2 separate regions of the Homo sapiens genome follow, and region 2 is linked to region 1. A link is a loop called in an ENCODE intact Hi-C map of the cell type or tissue named here. Cell type or tissue: PC-9. All regions are shown on one strand. Links, peaks and the distances in the headings refer to the core of each region. The heading gives the core; the rest is flanking DNA. Region 1 has its middle 4.8 kb from the start of MECOM. Region 2 overlaps MECOM (MDS1 and EVI1 complex locus).

Region 1 (5,380 bases), core at 315-5,314:
GCTAATCCCTTTCACCTCATCCCCAGGGGGTCTGTCTATGTCTAGGTTCCCTTGGAGACGGGAGGTTAAGAGGGGTGCAAGAAATGTTCCTAGGAAAGGAGGGGACCAAGGTACCAAACTCTGAGATTAAATGCAAGACCCACATGTGAAGCTGAGCTTGCTGTTGCTGCTGAGAAATTATAAACCACGTGGAGGGTTGGGGAGGTAGGGGGTGGGTTCTGTGAGGGGAACTGGGTGGGAGGTGGAAGACTGAAGTGAATCGGAGTCTCCGAACCTCCAAATTTAAAGGTCCCCGTCTTTTAAACTTTTCTAGAAGGGGGGTTGGCGGAGTGGGAGGCGGAATGAGGCGCGGCTGGAGTACCCCTCCCCTTCTGGTTTGAAGTCTCCGCTGTCGCTTCAGCGCTCCAGCTTTCTCCCTGGTCTTTCTAACAGTTTCGGGCCACGAGAAAATCCAACCCCTTCTAACAAATAATAAACGCAAACTCTTCTCTGTCCCCAGACCAAGCCATTGTGAAAAGACAAGACATCGTCTTTTAAATAAATAAAAGTATTCTCAATATCATTCGTTTTTTATTTTCAAACCTAAAAGCTGGGCTTCTTTTCCTTTTCTCTCCTTTTCTTTTTCTTTCTTTATCATTAGCTTTCTGCCCTAAGTGTGCGCTAATAAAGAGCTAAGTTGCTAGTTCAAGTGTGTTTAACCTGATGGAGCAAACACCCAGCAGCAACCGGTCGCGCTCGCGGCTGATAGCGCCGCGACCTCTGCGCGTCCGCCCCGGCCGGTTCCCATTCTCAAGTGCCTGGACCCTGTCACTTCCACCTGTCCCAGTCCCAGCCGTGAGACCAGAGCAGGTGACTGTTCAGCAGCCCCTAGAGTTCCCGACACCCTCTGACGGGATGTCTGAGCTGTCGCTGGCCCAAGAGAAAAGAGGCCTCCAACAAGTTGGCGGAGCTGCCCTAGCTACCCGCCCCCACCCCACCTCTCGCCTTTCCCTCTCCTCCTGAAATTCGTTTTCTTGGGGGACAGTAGCATGCATTCCAACGTTTCCTTGTGTTTTCTCCCACGGAAGCGAGCATCCTGGAAGCAGTGCCTCGTTGGAAAGTCGATGGGTTTACAGACTGTCTGGGTTTGCTTGTTTTATTGCTGTCACTTTTTGTTTCGTGTTTTTGTTTGTTTAGCAGAAGTGAAGAGATTGAGATAGAAGTTAGAAGGAAAATGGGACATTGATGAGAAAGACACAGACAAGTATATCCCTTCCCCAACTATATTTTTTAAATTAATGTTAGAAATGGCAAATAACCGATTTTCAATACATTACATGCAACAGGAAGTTTTCCTTTCCTCTCATTTTAATTGAACCGGCCCCACGGTATCTTTGGAAGAAAGTTTGAATTCTTTATGGAGGTATTTCGAGGCCTATTGTCTTTGTGCAGTGAACTTTACATCATGCTATTCAATCACAACCTATATTCTCCTGGCTACCAGCAAGATTAATTTAATCATTGTAATGCAATTATTAATACTGTTTACCCAATGCTGGGTTTCAGGTTGGCTGTTAAGAAATTAAACTCTCGCTGGGTGACCAGAGCTAGGCAGGGGTTTCTTCATGTTGAAATGAAACAGTCCTCTTTATTTAGTCTCAGGGCTCCAGCTTTCGGCCACCGGCTCAATTAGCCAAAATGGAAACAATTTTCATTCATTGCAATAACTCACTGTTCTGGAGATCGCTTTCAAAATACACACTTTATTATACGCTGACCTCGGTGGCGTGGAGTGGCAATAAAAGAAAGAGGCAGGGAGATCTATCTAGCCCCCTTGGGCTATAATTATTAGAAATTAATTGGGTTCAGGACCCTGGGTAGCCTAGCTAAATTAATAGCTTGTCTAGTGGTTTAAATCCGAATTTTCAGTCCACAGGAGAGAAAGGGAGAGAGTCACAGACATGAAATGCAGACCCAAGGGACGCCTGAGTTTACTTGCAAGACACTCATCTATTAAATAGTGTCCAGAATACATTTGAGTTGAGGAGGGGGGCTGAAGTAGGAGGGAGCAGGGGCGACAAGAAAGAATGGAGCAAGATGGGGAGGGAGGCTGAGAGTGAGCGAAAAGGTCTCGAGTTGATTTTATTCGATTTTTCTTGTCTGCATTGTTTTCGGGAGGGGTTGCATTTAGGGGTTAAAATAAAAAATAAAGATCCTGTGTACTCGGAGCTGTCGTGCCGGAGTAAAAGTGAAAAGGGAGCCTTAGGCAAAAGGAAATTACTGCGAGCCCGCGTGACCTTTCAGGGAGGTAATCAATCAAGTGATCAACAGGGATATTTATCATCGCTATATAGGACTACTTCGCCCTGCACAGGCGGGGTGGGGGTGGGGCTGGGGGAGCGAGAGGAGGGTGGAGACACGCGCGCACTCACACACACACACTCACAAAAGTTTGAACAAACCTGATAAGCCTCGAGATAGAACACGTAGGCTTTAATGTTAAAGCTACCTGATTTGTCTGACATTGTCAGAGAAATACACACACATACACATATAAGCACACATCCAGGCAGCAGCGGCTGCATGAAGGTGTTAACTTTGAATGATCCGCCACGCTTTGCCCTAAAAGGGAAGCTTGCAGAGAAATGCGCGCTTTGAACGCCGGCGAGGCGACAGCTCAGGGCTAGCTCGGCTTCCACGTCCAGCCAGGGAAAGGGAGCCACGGGCCGCAAAGGGCGCGGGGCGGCTGGGGGCACCCCTCTCCACAGCGTCTCGACGCCGGGGCCTGAGACACGGAACAGCCTCCTCTTCCTGCGAAATCCTCGCGCTGCCGGGGCGGCATGGCACAGCGAGGCGCGCTCGGGACCAGCCGGCTCAGCGAGTACGCGCAGCTGGTGTTCGGCGGCCGGGCGATTTCTGCCCAGTTACCTTCTCTACCTCGTAAAACTTGCCGTTTTGTAAATTGCGTTTTCGGTCCCAGATTTCTTAGCAAATCATTCGGTTTTACAATCCTACTCCCTCCCCCTAGTTCAACATCCTCCCATCCAACTTCTGATGTGTATATAAGGTACGGGGAGCAGGGAGCGGTCAGGGTAGCTGGCTTTTAATAATAATGACGATGATGACATTAAATAGTCGATTTAAAATCTGGGCCCCCGCCCCGCTCGGGAATTATAATCAGCAGTTCTTTGGAGAGAACGTCGGGCTGATTACTAGCCCATGGGGTTGAAGAACCATTTCCCGAAGGGTTTATGAAACGCAGGTTGGAGTGATGCGCGCCGCCTCCCAGGTGGCGAGCCTAGGTTCCTGCAGTGTGGGAATGTGGGGCCGCGCCAGGGCCGTGCCTATTGGCACCAGGTGCTAAGCTCGCGGTCCCCCACCAGCCGCTCTGGCCGCCCTCTCCGGGCTCGGCGCGGCCTCCTCCCGCACAGCCTAGTCTGCGGCGCCCTCGCCTGGTTTCTTTGGCCGCGGCAGCTCTGGTGCTCACGCCGCTTAGGGCTCCAGCTGTGCACAGTAGCCGCCTGGGCGTGGGGGTGGGAAACAGCTGGAGCGCCCCGGGGAGGCGCGGGTTGGGGTGGAAAGGAACCCAGCAAGGAGGATTATGAGGCGAGCAAACTCCTGGAGCTGCTACCGGTTTAGAATCAGGAGGAGCAACTTCACGGGGCACGGAACTTGAGCTCCGGAAAGAAACCAGACTGTTCCTGAGCGATGCCCTGGGAAGTTTGGACCTCTTGGGGTCCCTTCCATTGAAAAAAGAATTACTTGGAAGAGTATTTCTCAAAGTGTAATGTGCATACGAATCGCCTGGGAATCTTGTTAAAATGCAGATTCTGATTCAGTAAGCCTGGGGTGGGGCCCAACATTTCTCAACAGGCTCCTAGGTGATGCAGATGCTCCTCGAAGTGTAGTCGCAGACCAGCAACATCAAGCATCGCCAGGATTTCAATAGAAACTCAAGATCTCAGGCCCCAACCAAACCTACTAAATCAAAATTGACATTTTAACAAGTGATTCACTAGAACGTTGAAGTTGGAGATGCACTGCAATAGAATGTGCCTGGCCAGGTTTTCTTTCTTCTGTCTTAAATCAGGACGCCTCTGTGATTGAACTTCATTTCAAATCCTGCTTTCTGCCGTGGTCACGGGAGAGGATGGAGTCAACGAACCTATCCACGTAAACGCTACATCTCCTCTGGCCCACTGCAGAAACCCTAGACTAACATGCATTGACCACTGAGCTTAGGGGCCAAATGCCACCTGCAAGGCTTCCTTGATTCTTGTCTGATTGACATCTCTTCCAGCCACTTTCCTCAAGCCCCCCTCACCCATTCAGTATTTTGCTGCCAAGTCTATGGCTTTTATTTCTCCCTCCTTACATTACAGTTTTTTGTTTACAGATCTTCCTTCCCCTTTCAGCTGTGGACATCTTGAAAGAGATTATGCCTTATATTCTCCACTTTGTTTTTTCATCTGCAGCATGGAAATAGGCATTTCTTCCCACATAGGATTAATATATAAAAATGCTTTGGAAGCCATGGTTGCCATTGTTAAGAAAAGATGGCAGTATTCAGATTTCAGGGCCATTATACCTTAGATAAATTCTGGGGTCACAAGATTGAGTTGAAACACCTTAAGTATCAAACCACTGGAGGTACAAATCCCAGTCCTCCCTTTTACCAGTTGCATAACTTTAGGCAAATTATTGAACCTCTCTGAGTCCCAGTTACCTCCCCTGTATTATTAGAATAAGTATGTACATCTTGCAGAATACTTGTGATAATTAAAGACAATGTATACAAAGCACCTAGTATGGCGCCTGCTACATAGTAGGAATTTAATAAATGGAGCTATTTAGAGCTCTAAGCTCTAACATTTCATAGTCGGCAAAATAACGAGGGTGTGCGTGTGTGTGTGCATGTCTGTGTGTGAGAGAGACAGAGAGAGAGAGTCAGGGGTCTTGGATACTGCTCTTCCCATTCCCATCTGCAATAAGATAGTTGCCTTTAGTCAGCAGACTGCCCCTCAAGTAGCTGAAGCCTGAGGACTTTGACATACATAGAACTGACTGGTACAATTAGATATTAACATTTCAGTTTAAATGCACATGTGTGTGTGTATGTGTGTGAGAGAGAGAGAGAGAGAGGAGAGAGAGAATGGTTTTAGCTATGGTTTTTGGTTTGTTTTTTGTTGTTGTTGTTGTTGTTGTTTTGTTTTGCTTTGTTTTGAGATGGAGTCTCGCTCTGTCACCCAGGCTGGAGTGCAGTGGCACGATCTCGGCTCACTGAAACCTCTGCCTCCCGGGTTCAAGCAATTCTCCTGCCTGAACCTCCTGAGTAGCTAGAATTACAGGCACACACCATGAGGCCCAGCTAATTATGTATATTTAGTTGAGACATGGTTTC
Region 2 (5,380 bases), core at 90-5,089, 350 kb before region 1:
AGCAATCCCATTACTGGGTATATACCCAAAGGATTATAAATCATTCTACTATAAAGACACATGCAGGGCTGGGCACAATGGCTCATGTCTGTAATCCCAGCACTTTGAGAGGCCTAGGCAGGTGGATCACCTGAGGTCAGGAGTTCGAGACCAGCCTGGCCAACATGGTGAAACCTCGTCGCTATTAAAAATACAAAAATTAGCTGGGCATGGTGGTGGGTGCCTGTAATCCCAGCTACTCGGGAGGTGAGGCAGGAGAATCCCTTGAACCTAGGAGGCAGAGGTTGCAGTGAGCCAAGATCGCACCACTGCCCTCCAGCCTGGGTGACAGAGTGAGACTCTGTCTAAAAAAAAAAAAAAAAGACACATGCACATGTATGTTTATTGCAGCACTATTCACAATAGCAAACACTTGGAAACAACCCAAATGCCCATCAGTGATCGACTGGATAAAGAAAATGTGGTACATATACACCATGCAATACTATGCAGCCATAAAAAGGATGAGTTCATGTCCTTTGCGGGGACATGGATGAAACTGGAAACCATTATTCTCAGCAAACTAACACAGGAACAGAAAACCAAACACTGCATGTTCTCACTCGTAAGAGGGAGTTGAACAATGAGAACACATGGACATGGGGAAGGGAACACCACACACTGGGGCCTGTCAGGGGGTGGGGGGTAGGGGAGGGATAACATTAGGAGAAATACCTAATATAGATGACGGGTTGATGGGTGCAGCAAACCACCATGGCATGTGTAAACCTGCACATTCTGCACATGTATCCTAGAACTTAAAGTATAATAAAAAAAAAATCAGCACACCACTCTTTAGTGTCTATAATGAATTGGTCATATGGAAACAGATGTTAACGGTTGGGAAGAAGAGAGAATTGTGTAATGGAAAAATAACAGAGTTTATTTTGGAAATGAGAGTCTTAGCTCCATCATCAGTAGCTGTGAGAAAGTGGGAAAGTTATCAATCTCTCTTCTGCCCTATGTGTAAAGTGGGGAAATGATACCTACTTCAGAGGGTTGTTGTGTGAACTAAATGAGATAAGGTATAACATGACTGTGGACACATGGGTGATAGAACCTCAACCAGTTAACTGTCTTGGTTAACAAGATGAGAGTCAAGAAATATTTCAAATGTATAGCATCTTATTAGAGGTGGAGAAGGAGCTTGTAAATCACCTAACCAGACCCCTTCACATGTTCAAAGGATTTAACAAGAGGTCGTACGGTGACTTTGCCCAGAGCAATTTCAGAAGAGTAGTAGAGATAAGACGATTGTCTAGAGAAATAATAGTAGATAAAGAAATGGAGAAATGGATGTAGACAATCCTTTTAAGACGTGTGACGATGAAGGGAAGGAGAGAAAAATAAGGGATTGGATGCGGATTTTAGAATGTATGTGCCTGTTAGGTCTTTTTAGGATGGGAGAATTTGAGCTTTTGGATGGTTAAAGGTTAAGGTCAGATATAATTAGGAGAAACATATGTCATCCAAACCAGATGTTTTTGAGGGTAAAAGAGGATGCTACTTATGCTGACACAATAGGAATAAACTGGGACTGTCTGAGGCCAGCCAGAAAGTCTGGTGATCCTAAGGATACAAAGTGATGTTGAAGACATACAGAGAGAAAGAAAAATTGATGACGTAAGGTCCCTGAGGAGGAAGGATAAAGAGGGATCTGAGTAGAGGTATAGTTGGTCAGGAGGAAACGGTAATTAAAGACTAACCCTTTCCCAGGTTCTAGTCACAGATCTAAAGCCAATGACCCCCCTGTTTTCAGAGAGCTTACAATTTAGTGCACTGATTATCATGGTATAAGAGGAAAGAAGGAAGGGAATGGGATGGTCCACCAGTGGAAGAACCCATAATATTTTCAAGAAAACGTCCTAGAATTTCAATAGGGGACAAGTGTATTTTGAAAAGCATAGTCAATATTGTAATTCAGTGAAATGAAACTGTATTTTCTTTCTTTTTTATTGGCCACATCTTTATTTTGACATTTTGAGCAACACTGTAGAGAACTGTTATATTGTGTTTTTGTTTTTGCTTCATTATTACAGGAAGACATAAGCTAAGAAATTCTGATGGAGTGATAGGAAAAAGCTGCCCTTTTGTGAGCATATATTACTTTCTAGGTTCTGTGCTAGAATATATTTTATAAATGAACTGCCAGTAACTGGATGAGAAATCTGAGGCTCAGAGGGGCTAATAACTTACCAGAAAATAACCCAGGGTCTCCATGAGGGGATTTGGCAATGGGTCTGTGCTTCAAAGCTGGTGTGCTTCCTGTTGGTAAGTACAGCCATGCCAGGATAGGAAGGCCACCACTCTAATATAATTCCATGAACATTCATATCTAAGACACTGGAAGGATGTACAGTCTATGCTCAAGAAGTAAAACTTATTGGACAAAAAATATAAACTACTACATTAAAAGTAAATTGTGAAATGCTAAATGGATAGGAAAAGTGCTGTTAGAATACAAAGAGTGGGCCGGGTGAGGTGGCTCACTCCTGTAATCCCAGCACTTTGGGAGGCCAAGGCAGGTGGATCACGAGGTCCGGAGATTGAGACCATCCTGGCTAACACAGTGAAACCCAGTCTCTACTATAAATCCCAAAATTAGCTGGGCATGGTGGCACGCGCCTTTACTCACAGCTACTTGGGAGGCTGAGGCAGGAGAATCACTTGAGCCCGGGAAGGTGGAGGTTGCAGTGAGCTGAGATTGCAACACTGCACTCCAGCCTGGGTGACAGAGCGAGACTCCGTCTCAAAAAAAAAAAAGAGTTTAAATCTGGTTTAACTGGTTCAATCTGATCAGAAAATGTATCTCAGAAAAGAAGGTAGCTAAACAAAGCCTTGAAGAGTTGGGCAGTGACTCTTCAGGGAGATGGAATGTGGACCTATGTGGTTTTGTGGAGGGAGGGTGGGACAAGCGTGGTCAGGGAGGACTTGCTTAACACTTAAGGGAGGAGGTCAAACATGAACAGCAGTACAGATACAAGGTTCAATTAGTTTTACCAAAACATGAGACATGGCACTAGAAAAGACAGTGGAAGAGACATTTTTGGAAAGGAAAGAGGAAAGACACTACTCATGGTTGCTGTCCTAATTAAATATCAAACTAATGAAACTGGATTTCTTTCTGAAGAACACAGGGAGCCACCGAAGTGATTTTTTTTCCAGTTTCTGAGGCTGTCCTTCCAGAGCTGGGATTATTAAAGGACACACAGTTTCTCCATGTATCTCCAGCTTTGCTTACATAATCTTACAAAATAATATTGGTTTCTTCACATGTGGCACCCCTTGTCAACACCATCATTTATTTCTGAACTATAAGAAGTTACTTGAATTTCTGGTGGTGTGATATGACACTTGGATTTAGCATGAAAATTAACTGAATCTCGTGTGTGTTTCCTCTTAGGTGGTACTGAGAGTATTTCTAACCCCACGATGTTATCTAGACCCAAATATTTTTCTTCTTTATTTTCTTTATTTGAGATGTGATGGAACCTGCCAATAGAGGTATAAAGATAACACCTATTTGGCCAGATTGGGAATTAGGTGCAAGGGCTAACACCCAATTTTATTTTATTCATTCACAAAGAGGCTCTAGGGCTTTGTCTTTTGTATACCGCTTTATTCTCCATACTCATTGACCTCCTTGGCAGCTCACTAGTCTCTCAATAGGCTATAGGTGTAAAGAACTCCTTCATTAAAAATCACATGAAAACTTTTTTCCCAAGCCTGACCAAGACTTATCAGGATGGAACCAACTGAACAACTTAATAAAGTTTCCTCTTTGAGGAGTGAAGGACTATACAGTTAATTCTTCCTGGAGTGTTCACCACTGTAAAAAGAAAAAAAAAATTATAAAGACAGCAAATGCCAATGAGTACCTACTAAAGGTAAATGATACCAATTCATCCACTGAGAAGCTCATAAAAGGCCGGCCACAGTGGCTCATGCCTGTAATCCCAGAACTTTGGGAGGCCGAGTCAGGCATATCACCTGAGGTCAGGAGTTCAAGACCAGCCTGGCCAACATGGCAAAACCCCATCTCTAATAAAAATACAAAAATTAGCCAGCCATGTTGGCATACACCTGTAATCCCAGCTACGTGGGAGGCTGAGGCAGGAGAATCACTTGAACCCGGGGGGGGCAGAGTTTGCAGTGAGCTGAGATTGCACCACTACACTCCAGCCTGCATGACAGAGCAAGACTCCGGTAAAAAAAAAAAAAAAAAAAAAAAAAAAAAGCAGCAGCAACAGCTCATACAATGATGAAACACATTTTAGGAAAAAAAGAAATGGTTTTCCAGGGAAAACATGTAATATCCTGGGACCAATCTGTTAGACCTTAGACATGCAGAGTCATCATATGCACTCACACATATGCTTCACAACTGTTACTGAAACCAGGAGAGTTATCCTCCCTAGGATCTACCTTGACCCAGAAGGAACCAGCTTGAGGAGGTCAGAAACCAGTGCTGAGTAAAGGGCCATCACTTCTTTACCCCTCCTTCCCCCAGTATTGGGTGTGTGTTTCCCTTCTAGAGGCTTTATTTGGGAGTTCCATGTGGTAGTAAAATATGAAGTCATTAGAAATTCATCAGTGAATGATGGATTTCCTTTGGTTGCACAGCCACTGGGTCTGTCTTCCTGTTCCATGGAAGCACGTAGGCATTTGGACGGCCTATGAATTAGAGAAGAGAGAGGCAGACAGACAGGCAGGCCAGGGAATGCTTATCTAAAAGCAACAGTATGTCAAGATCTCAATATTGAACCCAGAAACTAATTTATGGCAAGCCTAATGTTTTTCAGTAAAAGAACATGTAACAGTTTACCAAATGTGACCACAGTCTTTCTGCCCAGGAGGCCACCAAAGGACCTGAATGTTGCCTCTACAGCCCTTCCCTCAAACAATGCATCCTTGTTCCACAGCCTCCCAGCTGTGACAGCCATGATAAAAATGGAGATTGTTTTTATACTCTATGTGCTGTTTGTACACTGACAGCAGCATGGTTATTCGCCAAATAATCAGAGTATGTTGGCATTTTTATAAATAAAGTGCTTGGGTTTGACAGTAATCTGTGCAAGGAAGACTTGGAGGATGGACAAAAATGTCTTCTTTCCCATGCAGAGGAAAAAAGCCTCCTTGGCTATTTTTCAGCACACTAACATCTCTTCTGACTAAAAGGCAGCCAGGAGCATAGCTATGACATCAGCCCAGCCGAAGCCCAGCTCTCTCCAAAAGGACACAGGGAAGTATTTCTTTCCTCCATGGCTTGCAGGAATGTGTTCCTGGGGCTTCCTGAGTTATACAAGAAGGATTTTATTTCACCAGAGTAGGGGCATGGGGG

Evidence for each region. A loop is a pair of places that touch in the nucleus more often than their neighbours do. Peaks named below come from ENCODE experiments on the same cell type or tissue, not always from the same donor. Only the 100,000 strongest peaks of a DNase experiment are listed, where the experiment ranks them.
Region 2: it touches region 1 in a loop (4-fold over the local background); 1 of 110 quality-filtered maps calls a loop at or near these places.

The regions. Positions count from the first base shown.
Region 1 is chr3:169,665,854-169,671,233 of GRCh38, forward strand. No RefSeq gene overlaps it. Among named protein-coding and RNA genes, the nearest start is that of MECOM, 4.8 kb to the left of the region's middle. RefSeq lists enhancers at 780-1,296, 3,260-3,761. In PC-9, for the core only: CTCF peaks have their summits at 3,417 (motif pointing left) and 3,619; DNase peaks (open chromatin) are centred at 2,608 and 3,348; H3K4me3 peaks cover 2,064 bases; H3K27me3 peaks cover 371 bases.
Region 2 is chr3:169,318,751-169,324,130 of GRCh38, forward strand. All of the region lies in intron 2 of MECOM (MDS1 and EVI1 complex locus), which reads right to left. Among named protein-coding and RNA genes, the nearest start is that of MECOM-AS1, 130 kb to the right of the region's middle. In PC-9, for the core only: no CTCF peak of the experiment used is centred there; a DNase peak (open chromatin) is centred at 2,891; H3K4me3 peaks cover 507 bases; H3K27ac peaks cover 1,856 bases.